2 separate regions of the Homo sapiens genome follow, and region 1 is linked to region 2. A link is an interaction called in ENCODE POLR2A ChIA-PET data of the cell type or tissue named here. Cell type or tissue: PC-9. All regions are shown on one strand. Each heading gives the region's core, and the rest is flanking DNA. Links, peaks and the distances in the headings are about the cores only. Region 1 overlaps RHEB (Ras homolog, mTORC1 binding). Region 2 overlaps PRKAG2 (protein kinase AMP-activated non-catalytic subunit gamma 2).

Region 1 (5,380 bases), core at 198-5,197, 84 kb before region 2:
GACCTTGAATCTCCAATCTCCACCAGGTTTCTTTCTTCCCTATACAGTATAAGCCCCAAGACAAATCTTCCACTACTCTTTTGTAAGAAGTCTCCAATTTCCCTTCTGTAGGGCCCTTCAACAAACCTCTATGACTTTTGTTTTTTTGTTTTGTTTTGTTTTTTTGAGACAGAGTCTTGCTCTGTTGCCCAGGCTGGAGTGCAGTGATGCAATTTTGGCTCATTGTAAGCTCCGCCTCCCAGGTTCACACCATTCTCCTGCCTCAGCCTCCCAAGTAGCTGGGACTACAGGCACCGACCACCACACTCGGCTATTTTTTTTTTTTTTTTTGTATTTTTAGTAGAGATGGGGTTTCACTGTGTTAGCCAGGATGGTCTCGATCCCTGGTCTTGTGATCTGCCTGCCTCAGCCTCCCAAAGTGCTGGGATTACAGGTATGAGCCGCCGCACCCAGCCACAAACCTCTATGATCTTAATCTAATCAACTGCCTTTGTGAGCCTATTGAGCTCAGCTACAGAAAATTCCACAACCATGTGGGCTGGTGACCCTTAGCAAGCTAAGGTCTATCCCTCCATGTCCCATTGCTTTAGAATACTGAGTGGCTTCTTCCTTGCCTCCAACAGTAGTAATTCTTTCTCAAAGTGTGGGCCCAGCAGCTTAGTACTACAGGGTAACCTGTAACAAATGTAATTTATTGAGTCCCACTCAAATCTACTGGATGCGCAATTCCAGAATGGAAGTATGAACAAGCCCCCTAGGTGATTCAGCTGCACAGTTCAATGTTTAGGAACCACTGCCCTCAGGCAGCAAGTTCAACTATTATCACCTATCGCCTCCAGAGTGTTCCCTAATCCTCCAGCTCCTACCAGCAACTCAGTTCATAATCACTTAAAGGACACCTACTATGGGCCAGGCACTGAGGATATGGCCATGATTAAGACATGCTATGACTTCTGAGCTATGAGGACGGCACTCGCAATGTCCCGATCGCCGCTATCCTCTATTCACCCAGTGTCCCAGCCTTGGTGCACATGCATCAAACACAGTGACTGGAGCTCCTGAGCTGGGCATGTAGCCCTGTCTGCCTTACACGGTCTGACGTTTTCACCGGAGGAAGAGTTAGCCACCCTCCCCTTCCACAAAAGCTGTTCTATCCCCTTGTTCTCTAGATCCCACACTCCCTCCTGGTCTCCTCTGAACCTTCCTCCTCCTGAATTAGTTATAAACACATTTTTAGTTAACTTCATTCCATGTGGCTTGTTATAATGGTATCTCTGAAATATTTAAATATACTTAAAAATCCAACGGGGCATATTGATTAGGCTCCCCTTTGCTCTCAGTGTTACAGGGAACTCTTGCTGGATGCTGCAGTAGTTGGGTGCCACACACTTGACCATGAAGATGAATGCACCTTACAGAAAATGATCTCAGCCACTTACAGCTCCATTTTACTCACCTAAATTAAATGTGCCCATGGGGATGCACCTGTGCGCCCTGCAGAACTATAACACCACTCACAACAGGTGCGTAGGTCCTGGCTTGAGGAACCTTCAAGGAAAAGGTCAGGTAAATAGAGTTTAAAGTACTGGAGGCAATTAAGGAAGAGGAAGAGAAGCAGCTCTCTAACTTTAGGGGAAACATCAATGAAAGAAATCAAACATCAATGCAACCTGCAGAATAGAACTCAATGAGTACCACTGAATTGAAAGGATACAGTAGCTGTAATCCTAGCAATTTTGGAGACTGGGCTGAGGCTGGCAGATTTCTTGGGCCTAGGAATTCAAGACCAGCCCGGGCAACACAGTGAGACCCCCCCAGTCTCTATAAAAAAAATACAAAAAAAAATTAGCAGGGTGTGGTAGTGCACGCCCATGCTCCCAGGTACTTGGGAGGCTGAGATGGGAGGACCACTTGAGCCCGGGAGGTCAAAGCTGCACTCCAGCCTGGGTGACAGAGTGAGACCCTCTCTTAAAAAGATACCACTGAAAAGCTACTGGGCAGAGGCAAGAGGCAAGAGGCAAGCTGTGACTTCTGGATGTCTACCTCCCTACTGACTAAATGATGACATTCCCGCAGAACAGCTATTAGGTTTCTTCCCTCCAGCTCGGTTACACATTTACTTAAACCTCTACCTAGTTTCATCAGTTACAGACAGAATCCCTTTTGTAGAATAAGATTAACTCTCCAGTCGTCCTTTCTCCCAGCTCTACCTCCTAACAGCTGTATTTTTACAGTTCCAAGCATGGCAACATTCCATTCCATTCTGAATCCCAAGTTTTCAAAGATCTGACTATGGATTAATTCATTCATTTACTCAAGTATCTATCTGTTAAACAGCTATTAAGTGCGAGGCACAATTCTAAGCCTGGGAATACATTGATGAATAGACACAAACCCCTTCCTCAGTATATAAATTCTAATGGGGAGAAACACATTAAAAATAAACACAATAGGCCAGACACAGTGGCTTAGGCTTGTAATCCTAGCACTTTGGGAGGCCAAGGCGGGTGGACTGACTGAGCTCAGGAGCTTGAGACCAGCTGGTGAAACCCAGTCTCTACTAAAAATACAAAAAAATAGCTGGGCGTGGTGGCACGAGCCTGTAATCCCAATTACTGGGGAGGCTGAGGCACAAGAATCACTTGAACCTGGGAGGCAGAGGTTGCAGTGAGCCAAGATCGTGCCACTGCACTCCAGCCTGGGATACAAGAGTGAAACTCTATAAAAAACGAAAAGAAAGGACAGGAAAGGAAAGGGCAGGACAGGACAGGAAAGGAAGAAACAGGAGAGTGGGTAAAGGTTTAGGATTTAAACTCATGACTGTGGTGTGAATCCTAGCTGTGTCTTGAAGTTAAGCGCTCTGGGCCTCAAAATCTCTCTGCATCATAATGATTAAATGAAATCACAGATATAAAGCACAGTACCTGGCACCCATCACATACATATTCAGTAAACAGTTATTCAATTCTGTACCACAATCCCATATTCAATCAAGCCTTTCCCAAATTATGATCAACACCTTGAATCCACAAACACCAACTGAAGTCCTACTCCACGTGTAATTGTGGAAGAGTTAGTATAAAATACCTGATTGAAACCTACAAGGAACCTGTAGTCTCAACAGGGAGAAAGGTACTACTAATTGAGAAAAGTCAAATATCACCCTCCTCCACTTTGGAAGTGTCTTTTTTTCGGAGACAGGGTCTCCCTCGGTTGCCCAGGCTGGAGTGCAGTAGAGCAATCAGAGCTCACTGCAGCCTCCAACTCCTGGGCTGAAGGGATCCTCTTGTCTCAGCCTCCCAAGTAGCTGGGACTACAGGGTGTCCCCACCACACCCAGTGAGTTTTTTTTGTAGAGACAGGGTCCACCATGCTGCCCATGCTGGTCTCAAACACCTGGGCTCAAGCGGTCCGCCCATTCTGTCCTCCCAAAGTGCTGAGATTATGGGTGTGAACCCACTGTGCCTGGCCTGAAAATGTCTTTAAAAAAACATGCTGAAGATTTACTTTCAAAAGCCACTAAGGGTTTTCCAGTCAGAAGAGTGACATGAGAAGATGAAACATTAGGAAGATGAGAATGTGACTCTGAAAAATGGACTAGAAATAAAAACTGGACTTTTTTTAGTCCACTTCAACATAGGTACTTATTACAAACCAACAAAAAAAAGGAAAAAATTAATCTCTAAGAAAAAAATAAGAAAACCTTAAGAAGAAACAAAGTATGTACCTGGTTTCAAGACTTACTAGGAGTCTAAAGTAATTAAGACAGTGTGGTACTGGCATAAGGACAGACACAGATTAATGGAAGAAAATGCACACTCCCAAAATAGATCTATACACATGTATCATCAATTGATTTTCAACAAAGAACGGTCTTTTTCAACAAATGGTGCTGAAACAACTGGATGTCAATATCAGAAAAAATAAAAGAGAGGCTGCGGCAGTAGCTCATGGCTGTAATCTCCACACTTTGGAGCCAAGGTGCGAAGATCGCTTGAGGTCAGGAGTTTGAGACAAGCCTGGGGAACACAGGAAGACCAGTCTCTACAAAAAATTTTTAAAATAAAAACAGAAGAGAGAGAAGCTTGGTTTGTATCCTATAAAAATGTATAGGATCCAAAATAGATCATATTGCTTGAGCCCAGGATTTAAGACCTGCCTGGGTCACATAACGAAATCTCATCTCTATAGAAAATCAAAAAATGAGCCAGGTGTGGTGGTGTGCTCTTGTGGTACCAGCTACTGGGGAGGATGAGGTGGAAGGATCATTTGAGCCTGGGAGGTTGAGGCTGCAGCAAGCTGTGATTCTGCCACTGCATACCAGCCTGGGTGACGGAACAAGACGCTGTCTCCAAAATCAAAAAAATCATAGACCTAAATGTAAAAACTATCAAACTTCTAGAAGAAGCATTGGAAAAAAATCTTTGCAACCTGGAGTTGGGTGAAGATTCTGAGGTATAAAATCCAAAGTACAATCCATAAAAGAAAAAAATAACATCTTGGACTTCATCAAAATTAAAAACTGTACTAAGAGCCTTGTTAAGGGAATGAAAAGACAGGCCACAGACTGGGAGAAAATATGTGCAAAGGACCCATATCCAGAATATGTTTCACTCTCATAACTCAACAACAAGAAACAATCCAATTAAGAAAGTGAGCAAAAGATCTGAACACTTTAACAAAGAAAATATTCAAATGGCAAAGCACATTAAAGATGCTTTTAACATCATTATCCATTAGGGAAATGTAAATTAAAAATTACAATGAGATGCTACACACCTAATTAAAATGGCTAAAATAAAAAATATTGGCCATCCCAGTGCTTGCTAGGACGTGGAGCAACCTATACACTCACCCATTGCCTGTGGGAATGCAAAATGGTGCAGTCAATTTGGCAAGTTCAGCAGCTTCTGAAAAGCTTAACCTACACTTACCATATGACCCAGCAATCTCATTCCTAAGTATTTATGGAAGACAAACGAAAATTTATGGTCAACACAAAAACCTGTATTTGCATGTTTATACTGGTTTTACTCATAATTGCCCCAAAGTGGAAACAAACCAAATGTCCTAAATTATGTTAAACCCATCCCGCAGCCTTGTGCTCCGCCCCTGGCGGAGGAAGTGACATCACGGGCCCCATGTGAGCGCACTGCAACACATGCAGTTGCCTGGTCAGAAAGAGCCGGTGTCCTACCAGCCGCTGCTGCCCAGAACTGGGCCCTTAGGGAAGAGGAGGCAAGAAGATGGTGGACGACCCCAGTGCTGTGGACAGGAACGTGGAGTTCTGGAAGATCAAGAAGCTCATTAAGAGCTTGGAGGCGGGCTGGGCGCCGTGGCTCACGCCTGTAATCCCAGCACTTTGAGGCCGAGGCGGGCAG
Region 2 (5,380 bases), core at 311-5,310:
GGCCAACGTGATGAAAAAACCCCATCTCTACCAAAAATACAAAAATTAGTCGGGTGTGGTGGTGCGCACCTGTGATCCCAGCTACTTGGGAGGCTGAGGCAGGAGAATCACTTGAACCCAGGAGGTGGAGGTTGCAATGAGCTGAGACCATGCCACTGTACTCCAGCCTGGGTGACAGAGTGAGACTCCATCTCAAAAAAAATAAAAAATACTTAAGGAGTCCTCTGCACTGAAGGAAAGATTCTAGACCTGCACAGAACCGTAGGAGGGAACAAAGAGCACAGGAGAGGGCAGAGATGTAGGTGAACATAAATCAATACTGCATAAAGCCAGAGTAATGATATCCTGTGGGATTCATAACTTATATAGAAGCAAAATATATAACAATAGCACATAGGGTAGGAGACGGTTTAACTTTTGTATACATTTTTTGCATTGTTTGGGACTTGGTAAAATTATTATTAAAAGATGGAAAGTAGTAAGTCAAAGATGCTATGTAATCTGTAAGACAGCCTCTGAAAGATCAACAAAAGAATGTATAACTAAGTTCACATGTTCTCATCCATTTGTGGGAGCTAAAAATGAAAACAACTGAACTCATGGAAATAGAGAGTAGAATGATGGTTACCAGAGGCTGGGAAGGGAGGGTAGTGGGGGTGGGTGCGGGGAGGAAGTAGGGGCAGTTCATGGATAAAAAAATGTAGTTAGATAGAATGAATACGGTCTAGTATTTGATGGCACAGCAGGGTGACTACAGTCAACAATAATTTATTGTACATTTAAAAATAACCAATAATTGGGATGTATGTAATGTAAAGAAATCATAAATGCTTGAGGTTATGGACACCCCATTTATCCTGATGTGATTATACAATGTATGCCTGTATCAAAATATTTCATGCACCCTATAAGTATATACACATACTATGTACCCATAAAAATGAAAAAAGAATGTATAACTAAAAAGCTAGCAGAGGAGAAAAATGGGTTAAACATAGTTTGTTAAATCGAGTGAAGAAGGAATAAAAGAACAAATCAATAGAAAAAGTGAAAAACGCATAGCAAAATGGTAGACAAACCTAACTATAGCAGTAACTGCATGAAATGAAAATGGACTAAACGGTAATTAAATGCTATTCTAGGCATTTATTGCATGGTTTAATTGCAATTGTCAATACAGAAAGTAAACGAACCTTGTCTATGACCTAAGTCCTAGGATCCTATCAAGGACTGCCTTTCTCTAATAAGGGCCAATGAGTCCAATGGATCTAAACCATAGATGAGACCACGTGAGAGCCAAACAAGAGGGCTTCCTTCAGTGGACACATTTCTAGAAGCTTCTGGCAGAGACTATTGTATCCAGCTTCAAGACATAAATGACTGAGCACAGTGGACATCTACACACAAAAATCTCTGGTCAAATAGTGTAATAATTTAAAAAAACCCAAGAATAAATATTGCTATTAGCTTAGTTTGTGAATATTTTGATATTTTGATATTTAATGTTTACACCTTGTACAAATGATCACATATAGATCCAACAGATTTAATGGACATTTTTACACTACAGTGAGCCTCATCACACCTCAGGCTTAAAAGAATGATACCAACAAAAGCAGGGGTTTAAGTTTAACACTCAAATATGATGATTATTACTTCAGACTCAGAAAAAAACATCCTGCTTCCCCATAATAAATTCTCAGACTAATCTGCTACAAAAGCGTTCAGCCCCCAAAATGCTGCAGATACTGTTTACGGTGAGGCCACTGTGAACAACACAAACAGGAAATAACTGCCTAACACCAATTCTTAAGGTGGCAAATACATGTATGGGAAAGTATACGGGGTAATAATACAGACGTTAGAAACTGATCACGCGTGCTGAATCAAGTTAATTCTGAGATGAAAGACACTGATGCTGCGTGGTCAATGGCAGGGAGGGATGGAGGGAGGAATTAATTAATTTCAGACAGTATCGGTCCAACAGAGGGATCGATGTATGTATGTACGTATGAATGACAGGGTCTCGCTCTGTTGCCCAGGCTGGAGTGCAGTGGCAGGAACATGGCTCACTGCAGTCTCAACCTCCTGGGTTCAAGTGATTCTCCCACCTCAGCCTCCTGAGTAGCTGGGACCACAGGTGCACACCACCACAGCTAGCTTTTTATTTTGTTATTTTTTGTAGAGACAGGGTCCGGTTATGTTGCCCATGCTGGTTTGAACTCCTGAACTCAAGTGATCCTCCTGCCTCTGCCTCCCAAAGTGCTGGGATTCCAGGGGTAAGCCACCTCCCCCAGCCCAATGGCAAGGTTTATAGAGAGAAAAGCCCCAGTGAAGCAGCAGTTCAATGGCAAAGAGAACGTTAAGAATTTAACGTGCAAAGTGGTATCTCTTCTGCAACAGAAGATAAAACAACCAAGGCTCACGGAAGCACGTGGAGTGAATTAAGAGGCCATCCCACTTCTTGTCAACGAGCTAAGGTGCTACACCTACTGGACTTCAACTTCTCGTTTTCCACATAAAATGTGTATCTCTACAGAACAGGGACACTGCTTCATTTCTCAAACTGAAATCATAAGCACAGCAGCTCACTTCGTTTTTCTGATGGCCTCAAGCACCAAGGCTTTCTCGCGGGCTCCTTGGCCCGTGCCAGCTGTGTGGTGGCTGCTCAGTCACTTAACCCTCTGTGAGCCTCAACATGCTGTTATAAAATGGGGCTAATGGATATTTCCTCACAGGTGTAGGGTGTGGATTGAATAGGCTAGTATTTGAAGATGTTCAGTATGGTGCTCAGCACTAACAGCCAAGAAGAACAAATGCTTAAAATTTCCAGTCTATACTGACCAAACCAGAAGCCAACAGAAATTTCTTCTTTTTTTCACTTTGGAGACAGGGTCTTACTCTGTTGCCCAGGCTCAAGTATAGTGGTATGATCACGGCTCACTGCAGCCTCAACCTCGTAGGCTCAAGTGATCCTTATGCCTCAGCCTCCTGAGTAGCTGGGATCACAGGCATATGCCACCATGCTCAGCTAATTTTTAAATCTTTTTGTAGAGATGGGGTTTTGCCATGTTGCCCGGGCTGGTCTCAAACTCTAGGCCTCAAGTGATCCTCCTGCTTCAGCCTCCCAAAGTGCTGGGATGAAAGATTTATTCTTTTAATTTCATCCACATACACTGTTGACCTGTCCGCAGGTCACTGAGGAAGTCTCAATTCCATCCTTCAGAGATCTCATATAATATTCCAAACGGACATGATACTCGTACAATGCATTAAAGAGCAGTGTCCTGGGTGAGCTCGGGAGGGGCCTGACGCTTCTGTGGTTTTGCCGACCTTCTTTGCAATAACGAGGCCTTCTAAAACTTGGCTTTCTTAAGAACACGTGCATGGAGCTGTTTATAAAGCAATTTAAAATCATACTTGGAAAATTCTCCATAATTATAGACGGCACAGGGTGTTCCAATTAACCAATAAACAGGATACAAAGAGGACTAACACAATCTAGTTCTAATTTGCAGGAAGAAACCGCTCAGGGATCTTGAGTACCTTTGAAAATTTCTTTCCTTTTAACTGATACGCAATTTGCTCAAACTATGATTAATTTTAAAGTTTACATTTTAATAGGATTTTCAACACATTTCAAAGCAAATGTGATAATTAGATAAGAAAAGATGGGAAATAAAATGTTCATAGGTAAGTTTTTAGAATAGTGAGCAGGCCCGAGCTGCTCTAAGAGACTCTGGCAGTCTATACCAAGGAGAACATCTGTGTTCCCCAGAATGGGAAGCTGGTTCCTCTGATGCCTCACTGCTTTCTACACAGCTTCACTCTGATTTTCAGTAATTAAGTTGACTGTGAAGCTTTTAAAATTAACGCTGATATCTACTGCGTCAAGAAGGGTCCAGCTTCTGAAATACGGTCGTCGAGACTCTTCTCCGTCCAGGCCCAGGCCTCCCTTGCCAGCTGCATGACTCCCTCCTCCCTGAACTCATCTTCCATGCCCCTCCAAGCCCCAGTACTCCTTCGACTTCAGAAGAACAGTTGCCCACCATTGCCATGGAAGGACTGTTTTCTGGAGGAAATGCACTGCTCCAGAAATAAAACAGACATAGGAACATGGGGCCTCCAATGAAAAAGATGGCTGGCTTACTGCTCTTCAGTGAAGCCCACCAAGCAAGAAGCCCACCTGTGAACTTGGTATGTCCATGCCAACTGTTAGCAGTCACTCTTAATTATGAATGAATGGGCAGCCATCTGACAGGGCCTTGAACGCTGAAGTCACACAAGTCCCAGTTTTACACAGATCTCACTAGAAGGGTTAGGAAAAAAAAAATCTTCCAAAAAGTGGAATGAAAAGAAAAATTGAAAAAACAATGGGAAAAGAATATTAAAGATCAACTCGGGGGTCTCAGAGCTGCTCACTGAAGTTCCGGAGAAAAGCAAGCACTGGGAAGAAAATGATTGAGGAAAGAATGCAAGGAAGGCTAGGCACAGTGGCTTCGGGAGGCCGCAGCGCTGAGGATCGCTTGAGCCTCGGGGTTCAAGACCCAGCTGGGCAACATAGCAAAACCCTGCCTCTACAAAAAATAAAATAATTAACTGAATGTGGTGGTGCACGCCTGTAGTCTCAGCTACTTGGAAGGCTGTGGCAGGAGGATCGCTTGAGCCCAGGAACTGGGGGCTGCAGTGGGCTGTGACTGCACTACCATACTCCAGCCTGGGTAACACAGTGAAACCCTATCTCTAAAATAAATAAATAAATAAAAATTCTAAAAAAGAAACAACGCAAGGACCAGAGAACTGGATACTAGGAGTGTCAGGTTCTAGCGGGACGTCACCTGCCCGGCACCATGAACTGACCACAAGACACATGATGATGGAATTTTAGGGTACCAGGTAGAAAGCGAGAGCCACAAAAGCTTCAGAGGGGAAAAATAAAATCATATATAAAGGCTGGGGATTTTAAAAAAGCATCAAATTTCTCTCGATCAGCACTGGTAGCTAGAAGAAATGGAATGATATTAGTACCTTCACAATTCTTAATAAAAATGATTTCTGTTATAGAATTCTAGACATAGCAGTCTACAGGTTGAACGTAAGTGATATATAAAATTTCAAGTAATACATTCCCACGCATCTTTTCTTGGGAGGTTTTATGGACTCAGTGTGTTTGGTTCAACGGCTCAACAGGTTGTTTCTGTGGAATATGACAAGAGTAAGGCACAGGAGCAAGAGACTATGTCTTTATTGTCAGTTTTTTTGGTACCACTTGACAGAAATTGTTAATATGTGCTTTGAAAAACTCTCAGCCACTAGTCTGCTCTGCTCCAGCACATTCCCGAGCACGAGCCCATGTGTGGCAGGGCTTGCCATTCTCCCT

The links. Peaks named below come from ENCODE experiments on the same cell type or tissue, not always from the same donor. Only the 100,000 strongest peaks of a DNase experiment are listed, where the experiment ranks them.
Region 1: POLR2A ChIA-PET joins it to region 2 with 6 read pairs; 2 of 35 experiments call an interaction of 5 or more read pairs at or near these places.

The regions. Positions count from the first base shown.
Region 1 is chr7:151,496,633-151,502,012 of GRCh38, forward strand. All of the region lies in intron 1 of RHEB (Ras homolog, mTORC1 binding), which reads right to left. It also overlaps the pseudogene ETF1P2. Among named protein-coding and RNA genes, the nearest start is that of RHEB, 21 kb to the right of the region's middle. In PC-9, for the core only: no CTCF peak of the experiment used is centred there; no DNase peak of the experiment used is centred there; H3K27ac peaks cover 671 bases.
Region 2 is chr7:151,580,153-151,585,532 of GRCh38, forward strand. The region is part of intron 6 of PRKAG2 (protein kinase AMP-activated non-catalytic subunit gamma 2); the gene reads right to left. Among named protein-coding and RNA genes, the nearest start is that of RHEB, 63 kb to the left of the region's middle. In PC-9, for the core only: no CTCF peak of the experiment used is centred there; no DNase peak of the experiment used is centred there.